Regions from separate parts of the Homo sapiens genome. Here region 1 is linked to region 2. The links are chromatin loops, found by intact Hi-C in ENCODE. Cell type or tissue: heart right ventricle. All regions are shown on one strand. Each heading gives the region's core, and the rest is flanking DNA. Links, peaks and the distances in the headings are about the cores only.

Region 1 (2,907 bases), core at 196-2,695, 44 kb after region 2:
GCCTGAGCCCCTGCAGAGTTTGCTATCATTTTAGGGGCTTCTAGGGAGAAAGGAGATAAAGCCATCTTTAACTAGAAGTCAAAGCTGCATTTTCAAACTGTTTTAGCTGCAGAACCTCCAGGTCAAAGGAAACTTTCTGTGACAGCCAACGTGTAAAGCCAAGGAAAGCAGAGCTACCCAGCTGGAGAGGATGAGGCCTAGAGACCCCCGCTTGCTACCCCTCAACCCTCACCAGCTTCTCCCTGAGACACTGGCTGCCAGAACTCAGTGTGAAAACCACTTAGACACAACAATCCCTGCCCTCATTTTACAAATGATGAAGCCCAGGTTAAGAGAGGAAAAAATATGGAATTTGGCCTTTGACCCCCAGTTCAAAGCTCTCTTTTTCACACTTTGTTGCTTCTGAATAAAGGATGTATGGTGGCTGATTTCTATTTGCCAGTGCTCAAAAAGTTAAGGATAATCCCCCCCGGCCCCTCAGCAAACTCCTTCTGGGTCCACTGTCTCTGATTCTATCTTGACATTCTATTTTCATCCCTGCTACTTCCAGGGATAATCACAACAGGTACATAATTGTTATCTGTTGGGTAAAGTAGCTCTATGTTTTATTTGCCATAAAAAGTTATCTTCCCATCGTTTGGCCCCTGTCAGCCCCTGTGACCTAAGCTCCCTCTAGTCCCCTTCAGAATTCCAGTGCCCCGCTCAGCAGGGCCACTGACTGCACCCCCACACATTCCAGGTCATAGATTCTAATGACAGCCAGGGTGGAGAACACGCCCATTCTTCCATTTCTCTGTCTCTCTAGGGCAAAATTCTGTCTTCTTTTCAGCATAAATGTTACCTTTACAAAGTCTTGCCTTGAGTATGTTACTTCATCTCTGGAGCCTCATTTATTCATCTGTAAAATGAGCAGAATGGGGCCTGCCTTACTGGGTTTTGGGGAAGACTAAATATGCTAATGTATGAGTTGGCACAGTGCTAGGCACCTGCAAAAAATGACTCAGTAAATGTTAGCTATTATTATTGTGTGTCCATCCATTGTAAAACGTCCCATTCTGTCTTTTGGTGTATGTCTAATTTCTCCACTAGTTGGATGGGTATTAGTCTCGACTGTGCATTAGAATCACCGGATGGGATAGGGAGGGGGGATTTTAATGAACATGGATGCCTGAGCCCCATTCCAGATCAAATGACTATGAATCCCAGGGGATAGGGCCCAGCTGTTTTAAAAGCTTTCCAGGCCATGGATTCTGACTGCTAACCAGGATGGAGAATGCTGAGCTAGACCATGAGTTGCCTGAGAGCAAAAGTCAGGCAATGCCCATTTTTGTATCATACATAGCACCTTGTATCTAGCATCCTGTAACTGCGGAATGAATGAATACATGAGCAAGTATTAGACACAAAGCAAAAATTAGAATGAGAAGGTCTTTGTGGGTATGGGTTTTTGTATTGAGGGTAACTGGGATCAGACCTGGCTGGCTGGAATGTTATTAGGAGCCTAGCAGGGAGTTCTTGGAGGGCTGTGTGTGCCTGAGAGTGGGGCTCTGCACCCTAGTCTGGGGAGTCATATCTCTAGGTAGCCTGTGACTTACAAAGTGCTTTTACAGACCTAATAGAGATCACATGAATAGGCACTATTCTTACTCTTACTCTTTGGACAGATGAGGAAAGTGGCCAGAGTCATTATGAGTTGCCCAAGGTCTCCCAGACAGAGGGCTGCAGAGCCAGGCACGGACCTGTGTCTCTGGACACCTGGTCCCATGCTTGGTCAGTCTCTTTGGAGTGAGGCTCACAGCTGCCCCTCCTGGATTCTAGGAGTAAAGTCACGCAGAAGGGAGGCAGGGAAGTGAGGGGCCTCTCTCTGAGAAGTTGGCTTCCAGACTCCAGTTCCTTGGAAAAATGTGGAAGAAATCTTGGGTGCAGTTGCTGTATGTGTGTGTGCATGTGCTATTGTGTGCCCCTGCATGTGTGACCATGCTTGTGAACTTCTTGCTGCTTGTGTGTGGCGCGTGTGGCTGAGCATGTGTGCCTGCCATGGTACTGTGTGTTGCTGTTTGCCAATCTATGTGATTCATGTCTGTTGTTGCTATGTTGCATGTGCATGTTGTGTGTGTGCTGTGTTTAGAAGCCTCCTGAGCTCCTCAAAGCCTACTCCTCCAGCCAGGAGGCCCATGGCCTGGCTGGGAGTCCAAGGACTGTAGTGGCTGTCCCTCTTCAGGAAAGAACCCAGAGGAGAATGACCTTTCTCTCCAGGCCTGGGTCCCGCTCCTCTCTCTGTCCAGCACCCTGCACTTTCCCTCTCCCTGGCCCCCACTGCCCTCACCATGACAGCTTCTTACCAGAGCAAAAGTAGGCAAAGTGCAAAGAGGCTGCCCATGGCTTTCCCAGCCCCATGCCCCGCCTCACTGCCTTGCTCCTGCTGAGCTTTCCCGTCTGCCAGGCTTGGCTTCTGCAGGAAATTTCCCTGGGCACCTTTACTCCCAACTGTGTGTTAATTACTTAGTCTCCAGCCTCCCCATCCACCTCAGAATGGAGGGACAGGGTCACCTTGCTACATAACTTTACCCCTGTTTGAATGATAGTAATAAGAGGCAGCCAGGGGCCAGGGGAGCAGGTTGACAGGGTGCCTAGGCCAAGACTACGGCCACCACAAGGAAGACACTGAGTATGAGGAGCTGAAATACACAAATCTGGCCCTCATGCCCCACTCCTGTCCTCCCTCCTCGAATCTAAATGCACTCATCTCAGGGATTGGAGGTATTTGAAGGGAGATGACTTACCTGGTTGCCCAGATACCTGTAGGTGATGTGCCAAGCCTGTTTCAGTCCAGGGGAAGAGTCCTTTTCAGGAGACAGCATGAGGTGAGGGGTGGTAGCCCAGAGGGGTGTAGACTCACCTGCTTGG
Region 2 (2,907 bases), core at 159-2,658:
ATTGTTGCCTCCTGCCGCACTACCTCCAGCCTTCCTCAGGCCAGGGGGACGAGGAGGTGATGTCTTCTGGCCTAAGCGGGCAGGAATGTCTTGGCGGCCTCCCTGTGATTTCCCTCTGCTCAGTCAGAGTCTGTCACACTGTCTCCTCCCCTCCTACCAGACTGTGCCAGCCCTGGGAGACTTATGGAAAGACACTTTGATCACAGGAGCCCAGGGGAGCTGTAGCAAGTGGGAAAGTAAGATAGCGAGAACATGCAGGTGAGAGTTTTCTATCCAAAGCCGGATCAGAGATTCCTGTTCCCTGCGGTTATGCGGGGACTTGCCACTGTCAGGCAGCAGTGACCAATACAGATACAGACAGCAGGGGCATGACCAACACAGATACAGACAGCAGGGGCAATGTGTAAGCCTGTCATTAGCAGAGGTCATTAGGCCACTGGGGAGGCCTTCTATGGCTTGGCTGTCACTGCTCTGCCATAGTCATCACTTTTTTTGGGGAGAACCAAACCTCGCCTTTACTCCTTGTCACCCCATCGGCTCACTGGAATCACAACATCAGAGCCAGAAGAGCCCCTAGAGATCATCTTCTTCACCCCTTTGGTAATGGACAGGGAAACCGAGGCCAGGGGTGAGTTATTTGCCCAAGTCACGTGGTTTCCCAGTGGCAATGCTGAGATTAGGATTTGGAGCCCTGGTTTTCTGGGCAGGATTCTTTCCATGACAGGAGAGGAAGTCTGGGGTAGTAGTTAAGTACACAAGCTTTGGGAGCAGAAAGATCTAGGCTCACATGCAGGCCCAGCCCCTGGCTTGCTGCTGTATGACCTGGGAGGGTCTCAACCTCTCTCTTTCATCACTGGATGCACATGGATCAGGACCGTTGTGCGACCTAAATGAGAGGTGTACCTAGGAAGAATTGGGTAATGTTTACTGCTATCACCACTGTCATTGCTGTTGGGGCTTCATGCTCCAGGCAAAGCAGACAAGGAGCCACTGCATGAGTGTGGGGGGAGGTGGGTGCAGAGTGCACAGGGCAGGCAGCCTCCTCCCAGAGAGTCTGGGTCCGTTTCAAGGGCCTGGACTTCTTAAGGGTGCTAAACTCCCAGGAGGGTCAGATACCTGACATAGAGGCTCTTATTTATTCCTCCCAACAGCTCTGTGAATTGAGTGGAACTATCCCTATTTTACAGATGAAATTTACAAAACCAAGGTCCAGAAAGTTTCAGCAACTTACCGCATTTCCCAGTTGGTGAGAGGTAGGGCAGTATCGCAACCCTGGGACTCCTTAGTTTTTTCTGCTCCACCAGTGGCACCTGAGACCAGCCTCGCTGTGCTTGCAGGGCATGAGATGGGCGGCTGACTCAGCTTAGAACCTTCAGAGATGCTGAACCCCACCCTGTCCTGGCCTGGATGGGGGCCCCCATCTCTCTGGGCTGTCTCCTGGGCTAAGCTGTGTCCAGCTTCACCCAACAGAGGGCGCTAAGGCCCTGGTTCTCTGGCCAAGTCCTGGACCACCAGGTTCTGCCTGGTTTCCATGGAGACAGGTGGGGTTGAGTCGCCCCAAGATGGTGCTAAGGTGAGAACGCGCTCTCTTTTCTTCCTCTGCTGCTGCCTGTGCTGTTGATATTCTTGACTTAGGTCAGCTTGGGAGTTTTGGCTTGGGAATAACACAAAATAAAACAGGATGGAGTTTCATAGTAAATTACTTTAATTTTTATGGTGCTGTGTGCCCTGTTTCCTGACAAAGTAACTCTATATTTAATAGTTTACAAGTAGAATTTTTCTCTTTGGGTGTTTTGGTTCTCCATGCCCCCACGCTGTCACTTTATCCCTGCATGCCCTCCTCCTTCTAGCCTCCATTCGAATGATTACAGCCCCAGAGAAGAAGCTCAGAAACCATGGAATCCACCTCAAATGTTACAGCAAGGAGCCTGGGAGCCCAGAGGGGTGGTGCCTGGGCCCAGGTCACACTGGGGGTTGGTGGCTGACTCTCAGAGGCAGGATTTGATTCCAGGATCCATCTGGGATCCAGAGGCCCCACGGCTGCTGGCAGGATATGCAAATGGGTAGCAGGCTCAGCCCAAGTTTGGGGGTGCCTAGTCTCTAAGAGTGAGCAGAGGCCTAAGGGCCTGTTCTCAGAGCTGACCATCAGGTCTGTGATGTCCTCAACTCACTTTCCCTAGTGCCAAGGCAGAGTTGGGGAGCCCACCCTTCTACCCCACTCCACCTTTATTCAGATTATCCTTCTGGGACCCCCTGTCCTGCCACCTTTGTTCTCAAAGTTCACATTTATTGGGAGGGAGGTCCCTTTGAGGTCACCTTTGAGGTTCTTGGTAAACTTATCTCTATTAAAAGGCTGGGGTTGTGGGATTGGATCCCCTAGTAAGGTACTAGCACACTTAAAAACTGCTAGGCTGGGTGGAAGGGAGGAGAGGCCTCCAGCAGCCTCAGAGTCCCCAGGGATATCCTGGGCCCCGTATTCACCTGGCTGCACCCCTCCATTCCTGCAACTCCAGGGAGCTAGCGCTACTTGCGAGTCATTAGATGAGGTGTTTGAAATGCGCATTCCTCCAGGTGTGCCAGCACCAGCAGCATCACCTGGGAGTTGGTTAGAAATGCACACATTTGGGCCCTACTCCAGACCTACTGAATCAATGTCTGCTGGACAACGATATCCAAGGGTGATTGCTTGCATGTTGGTATTTAAGAAGGGCTATTTGAAACCGCACCTTGAATCTTCATCCATCCCCATTTAACAGATGCAGACACTGAAGCCAGGGCAGTTAAATGGGCAACCCCAGGTCATGGCGTTAATAAGTCACAGGGCTTGGGTTCAGATTCCACCCTTTCTGATGCCAGAGGACTTTGGAGGATGGGAGGTTTTCAACAGAACAAGATGGGGGAGAAGCG

Evidence for each region. Hi-C counts contacts between places; a loop is a spot of excess contacts. Peaks named below come from ENCODE experiments on the same cell type or tissue, not always from the same donor. Only the 100,000 strongest peaks of a DNase experiment are listed, where the experiment ranks them.
Region 1: a loop joins it to region 2, with 2.0 times the contacts of the local background. A loop is called at or near these places in 2 of 110 quality-filtered maps.

Annotation. Positions count from the first base shown.
Region 1 is chr17:34,473,789-34,476,695 of GRCh38, reverse strand. It overlaps LOC105371738 (a long non-coding RNA gene), which reads right to left and starts at 2,899. Exons shown (of 4, transcript XR_934687.3): 1 at 2,784-2,899; 2 at 842-898; 3 at 1-40. In heart right ventricle, for the core only: no CTCF peak of the experiment used is centred there; no DNase peak of the experiment used is centred there; H3K27me3 peaks cover 401 bases.
Region 2 is chr17:34,518,044-34,520,950 of GRCh38, reverse strand. No RefSeq gene overlaps it. Among named protein-coding and RNA genes, the nearest start is that of TMEM132E-DT, 60 kb to the left of the region's middle. In heart right ventricle, for the core only: a CTCF peak has its summit at 1,453 (motif pointing right); no DNase peak of the experiment used is centred there; H3K27me3 peaks cover 1,663 bases.